Regions from separate parts of the Mus musculus genome. Here region 1 is linked to region 2. The links are chromatin loops, found by intact Hi-C in ENCODE. Cell type or tissue: gastrocnemius. All regions are shown on one strand. Each heading gives the region's core, and the rest is flanking DNA. Links, peaks and the distances in the headings are about the cores only. Region 1 holds the start of Gm16116 (a long non-coding RNA gene). Region 2 overlaps Wwox (WW domain-containing oxidoreductase).

Region 1 (8,542 bases), core at 336-8,335, 110 kb after region 2:
TCAAAGTACTGCGCTAAGGAGCTTTTTAGACTGACCACTCTGCACGCTCTTCATAAATATGGCCCCTCAGACCCTTCTGACAGATTTACCGAACAACAGAAGTTAGGGCGGGTCGAGACGAGAGCCCTATGGTAACGTTTCCTGGGTCACGCTGCGGCAGGAACAATCTTCTCTCAGAGGCAGCACGAAGCAGGCTGACATCCATCACTCACCAGGAAACGAAGCTGCGTTTCCAGATTAATGAGAAAGCCATTCTAGAGTGCCTGGGCTTTAATTACAAATAAACACGTGGGCAGATATTGACATGTCTGCTTTGTGAGTATGTGGGGGTCCGCAAGGCCAATCGTGCTTTGTTTGGTCAAATCTGGGACCTTGGAGAAAACTTCAGGTGTAGAGACCCAAGAGGAGTGTGCTGGCGAGATCCTTCAGTTAGTACAACACGCACAAGGGGAAAGAATACAGAGAGATGAAAATGTATAAACGGGCCAGCGAGGCGATTCCCTGTTACAAATTTAATAAAGCGATGTTTATAACCTTGCACTGAATCTGTGAGCTGATGTCCTGGGGATTATAAATGAAACACAGCTGACCTCATTCTTCAGGGAAAGAAAAAGAAAGTGACGATTGGAAATGTCACCGAGTTTTCTCAAATCTGCGACGGGGTGACTCACACTCTGGCTGGTAGAATTTTTTAAAAAAAGAAAAAAACAAAAAAAAACAAAAAAACAAAAAACAACACCTGCCATGAAGAAAATCAGTTCTCTGTATACAACCTGTAATATTTTACTCCGAGCTTTGGAGAAAATATCACATGATTCCAGCTGGCATAAGAGAAAGATTTCGTGAGGATGTGCTCACAAGCAACGTTGGCAAGAAAACAGCTTCATTTCAGAACTCTGATCTGCAAGTGAATGGCTGGGCCTCTTTCCCTGACCTTTGCTCAGGAAGTCACTACTCTGTTCCTTCCCTCTGCTCCATCGTCCACTCACCCCCTCTTTCCCCTTTTCCTCCGCAGAAATTCATTGAAATAAATGTGTGGACCCCTGCCGTGAAAGCATCTCACATGCTTCCCTTTACAGAACCCCTTTAGGGTGTGCCTTCTTGGGTTCTCCAAAAACTACTTTCCTTTGCGAAAGTTTTATTTATTTATTTATTGCCAAGTTAGCATCTTGAAAACAAATTCTCTCTCTCTCTCTCTCTCTCTCTCACACACACACACACACACACACACACACACACACACACACACACACGAGAGAGAGAGAGAGAGAGAGAGAGAGAGAGAGAGAGAGAGAGAGAGAGAGGAAAATAGGAAACACATTAACTCTCCTGCATTCACTTTTGACAAAGATGGCATTCCAAAGCTAGGAAGAAACATTGTGGCAAAAGTTTTGCTGCGGCAGCCTGTGCCCCGACTCTCCCTGCCAGCTTGCAGGCATGCCTTGTCTTCCTTTTGAGTTCATGAGAAGAAGTGGAGCCTTCCTGCTGGGCAGTACATTACTTCTGCATGGCAACACTGTATAATCCCAAGCACCCAGGACCTCCTCCCCTCCCCTGCGTTAGTTTTCTTTTTGCTCTTCCAATTCTTGAGATGATAATTGTTTCCCTAAATTTGTCTGGATTTTACCCCCAATTAGGAGAATGTAGTGGCTCTCACCTTCCTGACAGATGCTTAAATATAAATGAGTCTATTCTTGTAAGGAAATACCGATGAGATATAATACCTCATGATTCCAATGGTCAGTTCATATAGAAGAAGGAACATATAAAGGAATGATATTCTCTGGCTTAGTTTGTTCTAAAGGGGTTACTCCTAGGAAACTTCAACTTGACACAAAGGGAGGTGTTACATTTATATTGGGCCCCTCTAGAGAACAAAGGGGCAAAAATCACCACGCAGCAGGTACAACACAATTCTAACAAAAGATGGGGTACGGAACATATTCCTTTTTTGCAGAGAAAACTGCAACGTAGCTTGGCTTGCTCATTCTGCACAAACTGCATTCAAACAAAAGTCACAACCATCATCACAACAAAACCCAAACCACCTACACCAAACTAGGACATCATTTCTGATACTTATAAAGCACGACGTTCATCAAAGCCTCCGCAGTATCTGTCCCAGGCCTGGTAATGAATTTCCTATATGTACCTGCTGTTGAAGGGGCAGGGGGGGGGGGAAGTAAACTCATAAATAATTCAACACACTGTCTCCTGCCAACCGATCATATATTGTCCGTGTTTCACCTGCCATATTAAATAAAAATTAAAAACTCTTTACTCTTTTCATTAAAAAAAGTGCCCAGGGAATAATTAGAGGTGACCACACAAACTACATAGAATGGGGAAGAAAGTAGTATTTCTTTATGATATGTACTGTATTATGTGTGTTAAAATGCAGAGTGAAAATAGTCACTTAGAACAGCTGTATCAAAAAGGGAAAATTAGCTAAGTCTCAAGGGAAACGATTATTGTAAATATTTCCAAAACTGCTGTATTATGGGAGAGTTAAGGGTTCAAATTTAAGAAAGCAGGCTGCTTGGATGCCTTCCTGCAGGCATTATTAAAAACCAACCAGGACTCAAACACTTCATTCTTTTGTAGGTAAATGTGACTCCACTGACCTTAGCCACTTTTTCTAAAAAAAAAAAAATAGAAAACAGATCCAACACCCAGTCCTCTAGAATCTATCTATCTATCTATCTATCTATCTATCTATCTATCTATCTGTATCTATATATATATGCCAAAAGAAGCCTTTTTGCCTGAAGGTTTGATTCAGCTAGTTTCAAAAGCTGGGTGTTGTGGGGGGATTTTAAGTGGTCCTGTCCTTGCCCCTGTGACTGCTCCGGTGTCTTGGCAGGCCATGAGAAGGGAGGCACCTTCAGAGTCTTTAAATTGCTACTGTTACTAAATGGAAAAACGGTCATCTGAGTGAAGAGCCCAGGGATGCCTGCAGGGGGACAGCAGACTGCTACTGTGTCCAACAGAGGTGCCCTGTGAACAGCCTCTCTAAAGGGCAGAGGGATAGAAGGAGTTACAGTGCTTTGTGGATACAGAAGATGGAGACTTCTGCTTGACTTCAAAGACTCAGAAATGGGCTCACACCTGGTCAGAGGTCAGAGATCCAGACTCTGACCCTGGCAGGGACTTTAGGCTGGATGGTAGCTCAACAGTCAGGGCTTAACCAGTTAAAGACACCTGTGATCACAGCGCTCTGGAGGCTGAAGCAGGGGAATTGCTGTGAGTTCAAGTAAGCAGGGGATGCAGAGTAAGACACTGTTTCAAGAAGCAAAGGAAAACCCTTGAAGAGGAGAAACGTTGACAACCCCAGCAGAGAAGTCTGGGACATCAAGTCTCACTCAAACATGTGGAGACATGTTTGATTTTATTTAAAGAACTCCCAGCCAGTCCACATAGTTTTTAAAATTGCATGTTTTTCTCTCACTTTCTCTCTCTTTCTTTCTCTCTATTCTTTTTCTTTCTTCTTTCTTTCTTCCTTTCTTTCTTTTCTTCTTCCTCCTTCTCCTCCTCCCTCCTCTTCCTCCTTCTCCTTTTTGAATGGATGCCAAAGTCAGATGGCCACATCCTGTCCTATTGCATTATAAAGGATCAATCCTTGTTCTCACTCAGGAGAAAACTCAGAGCATGACCCCCATGTGGAAGTGATGGAGTTCAGGAACCTGGTAGTGAAATGGACCAGTGATATACGTGGCCGTCCTAGTTTCAAACATAATAAAAATAAATAAATAAGTAAATAAGAACAGAAGCGCTCATGAAAGTAACATACTTTAGGGCAGCCAACTGCAGGTAAATTTGGCTTTCCTTTGATAGCTACCGAATAATAACAGGATGGTTTCATTGGTGGCATTTTTCCCTGGTCTATTTTTATTTTTTATTATCTTCTGTTGTTTGCTTTTAGTTTTAAAAGTCCTTGCAAATACGCAACTTATAAATCATGCCGGAAATGCGTGTATTATTTCATTTGGGGGAAGAATCAAGTTCTAGAAGGCAATGCTCACATTTCACTTAATTACCAAACAAAGACATAATGGACTATTTTTCTGTATTCACGAGAGACAGAAGGACTGTCAGTTTGATTGCCTGTTAAGGTTTCGGTGAATCACAATGTTATTACGCTTTTAAATCAGAGGATCGGTTCCTTCCGCTAAGTCTAACAATACTAGAAAGTGAGAAGGAGGGGGGAAAACACCTCATCTGGGGCCGTAATATTTGCTGAAAAAAATCCACTTCAAAACATTAATCAAATTTTTCGCCTACTGGGCAACCATATGGCAGAGCAGCATGCGAATCTCACAAACTTGCTGATCTCCTGTAACCGGGTGCAATTAATTACGCTGGCTGCATCCATCTCTTGGATTTTCGCCTTGTGAAAAAAAAAAAGTATTTATTGTAACAGCTTTTACAAAACAAGGGAATGAAAATCTCAATTGATTAATGAGAGGAATGGAAATATTTCCGTTAGCAGATTTAAAAAAAAAAAAGGATTAATGCTGTGGATGGAAAGGCGCCCACCTCAAGCTCACCGTGAGGTGGGTTTGTGTTTTTATTTTGGACCCCCCAAAAGGTAGAGGAAGAGTGGGCTGAGAAGATACCCGGAGCTCTGAAATGCATAATTCACTAGCAGGCTTTGGATCGCAAGTAATAAAGGCTTAAACTGGGGAAGTAATAAAGAGATTGGCTTTACAAGACACTATCCTGGGAGACAGAAAAGCTTCTTTGATTTGAAAACACTGATCTTAAAGGACTCAGTGGGGTGAGGAACAGGACAGCCCTGACAAAGCAGGCAATGGAGGGAGCTCTTAAAGTAAGCAGGACACCCCGTCCTCAGCTAGTTACGCCTGGAGACTGCTGCACATCTGGGCAGATTACGGTTTTAGGGCTGCCCCATCAAAACAGGTGTCCTGGAGTGTGTTAGGACTGTCCTCACCTACTAACGCAAGGTGCGGACACAGCGTGAATGTGACCCTTTCCCCGTGGTATTTAGACTGTGAACTGGGGCAGTCAGATCCACTTCAAAGAGTGACCGTTAATATGTCACTGAGGTAACAGTCCTTCCCTCGTGGAGGACTGATGGGCCCCGGGCTGGGGTCTGTAGGCCAGCAGGAGCAGTGGTCCTTTGTCTCTCTCCAAACCTGTCCCCTTTCTGTGGAACCCCCAGCCGGGGTGGACAGTTGTGACCTTGTCTTCCCAGCATTCTTCACTCAGGAGGGTTAATTCCACACTCTTTAAAGAGTTAGCCCAGGAGGCTGGGTTTAAAATTCCAATAAACACCACCTTGAGAAAATAAGCAGAATACTAACTTCAACAGAATTATACGTGTTTGTAAGACTGAGGACTGGATCGCATTTGCAACCAATGAAGGAAAAAAAACATATTAGAGCAAAGCTTAGTAACTCAAGTTACAGGCTGACTTTTCTCTACAGTGACTCCCACATTTAAACGTGTGCCAGGAAACCATGTGGAGGGCCTTGTCTTTTGTTTTACTACAAATGTGAGTGTCTGGTCCAGTGCACGCGAGAACACTTGTGTACTCACTCGTGTGTGGGGAGAGGTAAGGGACAATGTCCTGCGTCATCCTCAGGAATCCATCTGCCTCTGTTAATATAGGATTTCTCACTGGCCAGGAGCTCACTAGTGAGGCTAGACTTGCCTGAGTGGGGAGCCCAAGGGATTTTTCCATTTCCAGCTCTCCAGCTCTGGAATTACAAACGCATGCCATCTCTCCCCCAGAACTTTTTATGTGAGTTCTGGGATCGAACTCACGTCTTAACGCTTGTACGGCAAACATTTTTACCTTCTGATGTCTCCCTCCAGCACCTGCAAATGACTTTTGATAAGACTTCATTATTATTTTATTAATGGGTACATAGTATACATGTGGCAAATATGAGGATTCATGTTTTGTTTTCTTTTGGTTTTAGTGTTTTTTGTGTTGGTTGGTGGTTGTTTGTTTGAGAGATGAAATCTTGAATCACCTAAACTCTCTGGGTGTCTAAGCGAGCAGTATCTAAAAAAAAAAAAAAAAAATCACAGTATTTCATTCGAGCAACCCATCCTGTACAGGATGTATGTTTATGTTAACACTCATGTTTGAAAATACTGCCATAGAGGAAAAAGAATAATGGTGAACTTTAAGGTAGCAGACGTATCCAAGCGGCTAAGAGACATAAAAGCCACAATGGGTGGCTCCCAAACGCTCCCTGAGCTAGGGGAATGGCACACTGGTTAGCCTGCCTGCTGCACCAGCATGGGGACCTGAGCCTGTAGCCAGCATGAAGGCTGTGGGAGGTGGCACAGATCTGCAATCCCAGTGCGGAGAGTGGAGAAGGATGAAACAGGGGCATCCCTGGAGCCTGATGCCCAGCTGGTCTAGCCAAAGAGATGAGTTCTGGGTCATGAAAGTCCCGGTTAGTTCATAGGTAGGTAGGTAAGCAGGCAGGCAGGCAGACAGACAGACAGGCAGACAGGCAGGCAGACAGACAGGCAGACAGAATGAAAAGTAGGGTGGAGAAAGATTAAGAAAGACACTTGATGTCAACCTGTAGCTTCTATATGTATAGCCCCACACGAGCACATTCAATTGAACATGTACACAACACACACGTGCATGCACACATGCACACAAAATAATAATAAAGTGAAAATCTTACTACAATCCTTTAACAATGAGAGTCTCTTTACAATCAAAGAAGATGCTGTTCTAAAGAAAGCACCGACCATGGAAGCACGCAAGAAAGTTACCCTGAAAAAAGTCCTTGATGTCCCAAAGCAAAGAATAAATAATCAAAGGGAAGCAGGCCGGCTGATTCCGTGAACCGGTGACCCCCGATTGCACACCTCCACGCACACAGCACCCCTCGGATGATCCCCAGGCTCCTCCTACACACAAGGGTTATTGGCTTAAAAGTTTAAAGAGCTAACAAAATGTTTTAACGAGATACAAATCTCAGAGATCATTAATCAATATGCTCAATGTTATTTGCGATAATTCATCATGACGTGATATTAATGGGTTACTGTACCCTTCAGAGGTGAGATTAATGCAAATGAGCCGCCACAATTAACTTTACTGCTCCCAACTCCCAGGAATGGACAGATGATTATAAATGACAACTATATGTCAATTACAATATCCAATAAAGTGAGGCTTGGAGAACAATCTATCTCCGTTTATTGCACTTCCTTGACGTGGCTGCATTCAGCACAGCCCACTGTTGTCTCTGTGTAACCATTGTTTGGGGAGGGCAAGGGGCTTTCCTTTTTCACTCTTTCAGTATCGTACGAAAAGTGCTTCTGAAATGTCCAGGTAACTGCATTTTTCTAGAGGAGGAGCGCCACGGGAAACCAGGAACAAATGCCTTCACCGCCGAGTGTGTTTTAAAGAAGATGGTGTCCATCTTGAAACCATAGCAGCCAGGCCAGCACGGAAACCACCTACCCAGCTGTGTATAATATATTTACTCAATTACAACGGGAAGATGTTAGCCCAGCATCCTGAATAGCCTTGCGTTTCACTAAACAAAACTTAACTTGAGGATCACCACGGGAGGAAACAGGTCAGACTGCAGAAAGTGAGCCTGAGAAGATTTCAGCGGGAAGAGCCTGATGTCAGCTTGCACACCTGTGCTGGGGTCAAAGAAGGGGGATCCTGTAGAATGCATGGGTGCAAGACCTGACTTCAGAGCATTTCATGAATGCTCTGTTCCTCTCTGCATGGAGGACTTGTTTGAGAGGAGCTTCTGGATGAAGGTGAGCACTCTGTAGTACTGCCATCTGAAGGTGAGCACTCTGCTGTAGTACCGCCTTCTTGCCCCAGACCCTTTCTCTGAGCAGAGCTACCCAGCCCAGGAGACACCAGCTATTGATGAATTATGATCACATGCTTCTAATCTGCCACCTCCCCCTATTCCCCAGGGACTTCTCCCACATAGCCCGCCTTCCCTGGCAGATGTTCTCCAATCACGGACTGCCGTCAGTTAAAGCCTTGTCTCAGGCAGGGCCAATTTGGGTAGCATCACTTGGCCCTCCAGGAGCTCCTGTTGGGGTCAGACTGAAGCCAACCTTCAGTGGAAGCCACATTCTTGTCGGGAATTCTGCTCTGTGGCCTCTGTCTTCCTTCCCCTTAGGAAGGCAAGTCCACCCAGAACACAGGGGAGCAGCGTGGAGCTCTGCTTCTAGGGACAGACCTGAGAACAGGTATCGGAAGCATGTGAGCAGGAAGGCTCTCCCTGTAGTGTCGCTTAGAAAGTGGCCCTTTCTTTGCGGATCACTGGTGAGACCAATTCATCAAGCAGTTGACAATCACACCGGGATTTCTTTCTAGCCCCAGAAACATCTCGAAAGACCCAGAGCATGGGGTGAGCTACCGGGAGAACACTGTGGATGGGGGAAGCCATGGGTTTGCCTGTCCAAGATCTTTCCTGAGGTGCTTAGTCCGGTGATGTGAGCAAAGATGATGCTGTCCCAGTAGGGAACGGAGACTCCTAGCATCATGTACAAAGAGGGCGTTAACACCAGC
Region 2 (8,542 bases), core at 155-8,154:
AATGAAGGTAGGAAACTTGCTCATGAGTTAGGACAGAGGGGAGCTGGTATTTCTAGAGTCGCCTAACTCTAGAATATTCCCTAACAGTTCTAGAGCTCTCCAGATCTCAAAATGAATAATCTTCCTTCCAAACATGCTTTTCTGAGGGAATCCATTGCTGTGGCTTGGAGCCAAGTGCCTGGGGGCTTTTGGCTCTGACCCTAGCTACCCTGGATACGCTGAGGCTGTGAGACCTGGCCTCACCATTTCTTACACACTCTGAACTGCAATCCTTCCCCACCTCAGGGAGACTAGCGGCAAAGAGCCCACTACTGACCCTCCTGCATAAGCACACAGCATTCTTTCCTTTACAATGACGTACAGTGTTGCCATGTTTGAATATCAAATGAAAGCACACAGGGACTCTCTTCTGAGGTCACAGCTGTGGAAAGGTTGGGAACTAGAACTGTTTGGACCCTGGCCCTTTAGTCAGAGTGGAGCCTGTGCTTTTGAGGGGCTCCGGGTACTTCCTGAATTTCTTTTTTTTTTTTTTTATGACATCATGTGACAAAACCCTTGTTCTAATCTGAGAGACCTGGAATGCTTCCGGGGAGAGCAGAGTGGATAAGAGCGGAAAAGATGGAATATTCTAGAATGAAAAATTTATTAGGAAAGAACGCATGGCTGGGCTGACTAGAGCTGGGGCTGGTCATGTGGAACCGAGAACCCAGGTACCCTCTGATTAATTCTCATATGTTCTCGTGGCCACACTGTGGGTAGACAGTCTAAGCCACTGGATGGCTGATTCTTCTATTTTACAAAAAGTCACTTCTGTGTTTTGTTAGCCTCCCATCATCCATCCGCCAGGAACAGGGACGATCGACTTAATTTCGGAGAGTGGGAGCAGGGAAAGATGACTCACAGAGCAGCTCAGAGTCAGAATCCTCTTCTTATGGAGAAAGAGCTAAGGGGTGGAGAATGATACGGCCCCACTTTGCTTTCAGAATGTGTTCAGGACGCAGTGATCACCACTCCTGCAGCCACTTCGGAAGCATGAAGTGAAAGCCGAGACAGCCTTGAAAGGCACTTCCCACTTGAGGGACCAAGCATACCTCTGGATGCCTCAGGGTTACAGAATCTACGAAAAAAATTAAAGAAGACCCCCTAGATCTTATTCCAACCATCTTTCCATGTGAATTAGGAGCTCACAGCTCATAGTCACCGCACGGATACAGACATTTGACCCAAGGCAGGTTGAATTATTACAAAACGACTGAAGAGAAGCAGGGGAACGAAACTTTAAAACAACTGCCTAAAGATTCCAAGTTCTTGGCTCTTGTGAAACCCGCCACATGCCCGGGCCTTGGGACTAAGCAAACGCCACACACTTTAAAGCTCTGGGCAGAATGGAAAGCTGACTAATGAGCCCTAAGCTAATAATGATCACCTTCAGGTAAGAAGGCTGCAGGGAGGTAGCCCTCTGTAAGAGGAGAGCTGAGCCTCTGGAGAAGCCGTGGTGAGAAAGCTCATGTGTGGCCCGGCCGCAGAGGTCCCCAAAGTCTACTTTCCTGCCATACCTCGGCTTGGGGGAACACAGAAATCAGCGAATTCCACCCATGCTTGGAAGGCTCAAAATACTGTGATCAACAAGGAATATGGGTTTCCATGTTGCAGGGTGTGTTTTCTTTTCTCAACTGAAAAGAAAGAAAGAAAGAAAGAAAGAAAGAAAGAAAGAAAGAAAGAAAGAAAAAAAGAAAGAAAGAAAGAAAGAAAGAAAGAAAGAAAGAGAGAGAGAGAGAGAGAGAGAGGGAGGGAGGGAGGGAGGGAGGGAGGGAGGGAGGGAGAGAGAGAGAGAGAGAGAGAGAGAGAGAGAGAGAGAGAGAGAGAGAAACTGGAAAGTCCCTGTTAGTCCTGTCTCTCCTTGTATGGGGCACGCCAATATACCAATAAGGATTCAGACATGAGGTGGGTCCTTGAATGCACCTTCAGAGTAGCCAGCTACAGGCCTTTGAGGGATGTATTTTGTTAAAAATAGTAATTTAAAGAACAAATCAACATTTATTAGGCCCTTCATTATGCTTTAAAGTTGTACGACTATAAATCACCAGGCCGCGGGTTATCCAAGGGCAGAGTTACCCAGCTTGGCACTGCGTAAGGTTAGGAGAACGCTATGTTGTGCTTTCTCTGCTTGTAATTTATAGCTCTGCAACGGGACCTAGCATTGCAGGCCCATCCATTAGCCGGGTAGCCACACATCTGTTAGGGCTCCTTACAATGGCAGCCTTTTCATGGCTACAGGAAGAGAAACCCAATCCTTTCAGAAGATCTACAAACTCAAGCCATTTTAAAAAAAAAAAGTGAACTGATATGAAAACACAGTTCCCTAAAACATCTGCTAAGCTCTTGTTACCCCAACACATGATATTCTTTCCGACAGTTACCTGCCAACACAAATATTTGGTTGCTCCAAACACCCTTCAAGGCACGTGACTGTGCTCAACTTGAAATTTACACTCGGAGCCATAGAGGGCTGGCTTGGCCCTGAGACCTCTGGCAAGGAGGTTGTTTACCAGCGTTCAAAACTAATGTGGAAAAAAAAAGAGGGGAGTGGGTCAAGAAGGTGCTGTCAAATGCTTTAAAGAGGAAACATAACGACACAATCAGACACACATGGCAGGGGCGCTACGGTGTGTTTGACTAAGGAAATGGAGCTGGAAGGAGTTGGCGAAGGCTCTGGAGGCGAGGATGGCATTTTCTTGAACAGGCTAGGTAGGCTTTTCCTGGCACAGATGCAATTCATTCTGACCCTGCAGAAGTGTTGTGAGGGAAAAATAAAACAGGCAGATAGATACCTGAGGTGTCTCGAGGTCAGGTGCAAGTTGCCAAGGTGCCCCTCAGCTGAGAGCTTCGAAGCTCTCAAACGAGACAGCACACACCAATAGCCATAACCACCCTGGTAAATCTCTTACGCCGTTAGGTAACAGCACAGGTCAGGTTTATACTGATATGATGTCATTTGCACACCTTGCCGTATCATGTATGCTAACATCTGGCACACACATTACTATACATAAAACGCAGTTTAGAGGCAGAGGTGTCAACACAAAACTCCTTGGTGATGTGACTTCATCATGCGAACACTCTCAGCAAACTTTGGTTTCCTTTAAGACATTTTAGGGACTGCTACTGGTAAAAAAAAAAAATCTTGGTTTAAACAACATTTAAAACAGCGTATTTCCATTTTGCTCATTCTTTTTATGTTATCATAAATTCGAGGCGGGAGGAATAATCACCTCTCCCAGAACTCCTAGGACACTTGTCCTGTGGCCCTCTGGAGGAAGAGGGCGGCAGAGACATGACCTTGCCGGTAGGGGGCACTGTGCTAAGAATTAGTCCCCGTGAGTTTCTCATTAGTGATTATTATACTGCAGGATGCCCAAATGCAAAAATTAATTAATTTCAAAGTGATAATGCATTTACAGCAACAATTAGAAACGTATAACTGTAAAAGGGCAACATTTAAAAGACATATTACATTTAATAAAGTTGCACGAGAGCATCCAATTGTAAAATTACTGATCTGCAACAATAGTCCTTAAAGAGCCACTTAAAATAGCCCGACTCCATGAAGGGTGACCTAATTACGGTAACTAAAATCACCATAGTCACAGCGAGTCACAGCAAATAAAGAAGGGACGTTGATATTAAAACACTGCTGTTTAATGCTTACAGGGGCTGGCTGCAGGGAGGAGGGGGGCTGGGCTTCCTGAGCGCCAGGCAGGGTGGTATTTCTTCTTTCCTGGGCCTTGTACAATGGAGAGTATACCCAAGCTATGCCCATGCCACAGGGAAGAATGCTTTTAGCAAGGTGAGATGGGGAAGGAACTCTGAAGGACAAATGGAGTCCTAGCCTAGAGAAGTATATGGGCGTCTTCTCTTCTCCTTTCTCCTGGGCTCCCTCTGCTCTCCTCCCTCATCATGAGCTCCCTCCTCCTGGAACTCCATATTCCTTCCTCCAAAACTCCCTCCTCCCTCCTCTTGAGCTCCATCCTCCCGTCTGAAGAACCCAACAATATGGAACTCAATGGCAAAGTACCACCGGCCATTTAGACAGGTCACTGATATCAAAGAGGACCTAAACAAGACTCTGTGCCCCACGATGTTGTTAATCTCTACACCTAGGGTTGGAATCCTGGCACTCAGAATGCTCGCCAGGCCTACATAGTGAGACCCTGGCTCAAAAACAACCACATACAAACAAAGAAAAACAGTCAACAGCCGTAGCTAATGTGTGCTGATGAGATATCAAGTCCTGCTTCCTAGTTAATCAGGAATAGGAGAATGGAAACTCGCAGTCACTAGGGTTGCCTCGAGACCAGATAGATAGGTCTGAGGCCACCGCCTCAGGTTCTCCTACGCCATTTTCCTGTCTTGCCAGGAATCTTACTCCTGGAGTGATCAAGGTAGAGACAGAGACATCAACCTCCTCCTATACCCACCAGCAGATTCCCTATTTATCATACTAAAATCACTATAGTCACAGCAAATAGAATTATTTCACTTATTATCAATTTTAGCCCATGTCCCCTGTTATATCTGTCATCTACATTGAGGCACGAGAACTTTCTACACTCAGGTACTGCTCACAGAATCGAAAGAAACTAAGGACAAGGGAAAAAAAAGGTGCTATACACAGCACCCTGTACATGACATGTATGACTACTGAAACTGAAACTGAACAGAATTCAGAATTTCCCCAGCTGTACAACATATATCAAGGTCTCAATTACTATATGTGGACAATGGCCAGATGGTGACCACTAGACAAATCCTCTGTTCTGGAGTCCGTTATTTGAGGTATAACGTGGCAGGATAGGATGCTTGAGACAAATTCCCTACCTTGTCTTGATGGCCACAGGAAACACTGGAACTTGATTAGGAGAAATGCTAAGGAGAGCCAGTTGTTCTACTGTGCCAGGCAGCCGATGGCTGTCCTTGCCACCACCAGAAGGATAGCTGGACTTATATGCCTAAAGACCCAATTTTGATCATTTAAAAAAACAGCACCAGTAACTGCCAAGGATCTATAAGTTCAAAGGAAAATACTTTTATTATTTATCTCATGTGTGTATTTGTGGAACATTCATATGTATGTATGTATGTATGTATGTATGTGTGTGGTGGTGTGCACACCAATGGGTTCATGTATATAAATCCGCTGCAGGATATTTGACCACATCATAAAACCCAAGATTGTGCTGTTTACTAGAAAACGCTATTTCTAGTGGTGGTGTGGCTCAGCCTGAGTACACACCTTTAATCCCTCTAGCTGGAATACAGACAAGCCTTTAGTGGACACCTTTAATCTTAAACAATGAAAGCAAAGTTAGTTAAAGTACCATGCCTGAAAGCGATGTCTAGTTGAGTGGCAGACAAAGTGACAAATCAGAAAAAGATTTGACAGAACAGACTATGGCCAACTCTCACAAGAAAAGAGAGGAAAGGGAAAGCTACTTTGGGGGCAGTGCAAAGAAAGAAAGAAGACAGGAGGCAGTTTTACCAGACAGTTGTACAGAGTCAGATTGCAGAGAGAGAACAAGCTAGACACAGGTGAAGACAGAACGAGCCAGAGGATGAGAAGGAGCCAGAAGATTAGAGCAGAATGACACGGTCAATATGAGGCCAAGCAGAGCACTTCAGTAGGACACCAAGAGAATCCAGATTGAATCAGCCTACAGGGAAAGGAATTTGAGCCAGAGCTCAGAAAGAACAAGTCAGAGGTCAGCGGATTCAGCAGCAAGTCTCAGAGGCTGAAAACATTCTAGGCCTAGATAGGATTGTACAGAGGTTAGAAGCTTCCAGGACGAGGTATAGGTTAGCAGACAGAGGCAGTAAGACTCAGAGATGACAATTACTTCAGGCAAATAAAAGTTATTTTTACATATGTCTGAGGTAGATGTTGGGTTCTTCTTTTAACACCCTCTACTGTATCTATGAGCTATCTATCTATCTATCTATCTATCTATCTATCTATCTATCTATCTATCTATCTACCTATCAGCAGACTTCTCACTGCACCTGGAACTTCAGGCCCTGAGAGATCCAATCATGGAACCCTAACATTGAGGTTGCAAACACATAAAGCTACTCCCAGCTTTCATCTGTCTTCTGGGGGTCTGAATCTAGTTCTTAATTCTTGTTCAGAACACGCTTATCCCACTAAGCCATTTCCCTGGCCCCGAGCTCAGAAGGGCGACTGACCGAGGATGCTGTGCAACATGCACTTCTATATTCAAGTAACACTGGGCTAATGGATTCACAGAAAAGCTTTCACACACCATTGATAAAACAACCGACAAATATGTAAAACCTTCATATTCAGCTTTGTGAATACTTCAGTTCTAACCGCAGCGGTGAGATTCCTCCAAGAGATTTGTCTTCAGGGATATGAAGGATAAACCACACTCTAGCCACAAAGCCTTCTCCAGGAAGGAGCTATACCCAGACCTCCATTATAAGAAGCATCTAGAACATCCGATACAAAAACCTCACTGAACCAAGAAGAAAAGTGCCTACTAACACTCCCGAATCCACATTTGCAACTAACACACAGCACACGTAGCAAGTTCTATTTTGCAGTAGTTTGTGAATCAAAGCAGAAATCACATTGAGAGAAAACAAACCATTATTGTGTCCCTCACCCCAAACCTCCAAGGTTTTCAGGTGTTCTCCACCTAACACTGACAACCAGCATCTATTATCCAAGCCAAGACTATGGTAGAGCAACAGACACAATCTAAACGTGACGGAAGTATTGAAGAGCTTTTGCTAATGAATGAACAGGCTAGATGCTGTGTACTCAATCCCAGGCCCACCACAGCCGGTGACAATGACATCACAACTAGACATGTGGGTCTGGGTTTCCAGGCCCTTCTGTGACGGCGACTGAAGGCATCTGGGCGGTTCCAGAAGCCGCACACTTACCATGGACTTGGTGAACGGCCTGGCCAAGGTGAACAGCAGCTTGTACACCCATGAGTTGCGATGGATGGCTGAGTACATCATGTTCCCAGGGTGCACTGCGTTGGATGTGACCCCGCGCGGGGAGAGGCGACGGTGCAGTTCATTGGAGAAGAGGATATTGCAGAGTTTAGATCTGTTATAAGCCAGCATGGCCCAGTAGTCGCTCCTCGGTGGAGACAGGCGGCTGAGGTCAAGTTTCCCGGAGGAGTCATTAATATCTGTAAATCTAGGAAACAAAGAGCATGAAGTGGAGCACCAACGATTCGGCTTCTCACAGGGCTTTGGGGTTTGTTTGAAGTCTGACCGACCTATAGGGATCTGATCTAGAGTACCTCACAATCATGTCCCCTAAATGCAGATGGTGACTTAACACACGGCCAATTACTTTGATCCAACGAGGAAGGAGAAACCTACACCCACAACTTCAGTAGGCAAAATAAACCCAAGGTTCACTGAACCTCCAAATATATACTTCAAGCCTGTAGCTGCAATCAAAAAGCTCAGGCAGGGCAGTCACCCTGAACTTGGGGCTAGCCTGTGCTATCATGAGTTCCAACTAGGCTGAGTTTCAATGAAAGGTATGAAATCAAAAGTCGAAATATCTCTCTCTCATTCTCTCTCTCTCATTCTCTCTCTCTCTCTCTCTCTCTCTCTCTCTCTCTCTCTCTCTCTCTGTGTGTGTGTGTGTGTGTGTGTGTGTGTGTGTGTGTGTGCACTCAAGATCTTCAACCATCTTCAAGGATAATTAAATAGAAACAAGCTTTAGATAAAAGGTGACTGCATTGGGGAAACAACATCACATTCCTAACCTTTGGCAGGGTTTTCCTGATTATTTTAGCCAAATGTAAGAGATCTGTGTGTTTCCATTTGAGCATCCAAGTTAATACAGACGAGCCATCTTGCCTCTAAGACTCTTTTCCAGATTAAAAATTAATGATCATAAAAGGGTTGTAACCTTGGTGAGGTGCCATCAGAAGTCTTTCGTGTGTAAAAATTAAATGTAAACAAAGCCAGAAACGGGTTCTGGCTGAGTCTACCATTTTTTGAGTACAGGCATGGCATGGATACTCACAAATCAAAGTAACTAAGTGATGTTTTATAATAGAGTCTGACAGAGCCATTAAACACCAGCTGTGTGCTTCAGTTATACCTGCCTTTCTCTTAGTCAGAAAAGGAAGAAAAATAAATAAAAAGGAAACTGTCTTACAAAACACAGATCGTAAGAAACAACCAAGAAAGAATGTTCTAGATATTATCATAGTTGTTTAAGGTTCCTCCACACTTGGCTTCATTATGTTAACTTTGCGCATTGTAGAGGACCCTGGTTTGTCTTGATACTACTGTGAAGAAATAACATGACCAGAAGGAAAAGGTTTTATTTGGATTATGCTCATCATCTTAACACTGTTCATTATCAAACAGGAACTCACACAGGGCAGGAACCTGCTGGCAGGAGCTGAAGTGGAGGCCATGGAGTAGAGCTACTTACTGGCTTGCTCAGGCTGCTTTTCTATACAATACAGAACTACCACCACAATGG

The links. Hi-C counts contacts between places; a loop is a spot of excess contacts. Peaks named below come from ENCODE experiments on the same cell type or tissue, not always from the same donor. Only the 100,000 strongest peaks of a DNase experiment are listed, where the experiment ranks them.
Region 1: it touches region 2 in a loop (1.8-fold over the local background); 2 of 42 quality-filtered maps call a loop at or near these places.

What each region holds. Positions count from the first base shown.
Region 1 is chr8:114,596,142-114,604,683 of GRCm38, reverse strand. The region is part of intron 5 of Wwox (WW domain-containing oxidoreductase); the gene reads right to left. Gm16116 (a long non-coding RNA gene) reads left to right here and starts at 8,014. Exons shown (of 3, transcript XR_388058.3): 1 at 8,014-8,542. In gastrocnemius, for the core only: no CTCF peak of the experiment used is centred there; DNase peaks (open chromatin) are centred at 1,469 and 4,314; H3K4me3 peaks cover 603 bases; H3K27ac peaks cover 651 bases.
Region 2 is chr8:114,710,673-114,719,214 of GRCm38, reverse strand. It overlaps Wwox (WW domain-containing oxidoreductase), which reads right to left. Exons shown (of 9, transcript NM_019573.3): 8 at 6,964-7,228. Among named protein-coding and RNA genes, the nearest start is that of Gm16118, 6.8 kb to the right of the region's middle. In gastrocnemius, for the core only: a CTCF peak has its summit at 3,339 (motif pointing right); DNase peaks (open chromatin) are centred at 184 and 3,349; H3K27ac peaks cover 1,413 bases.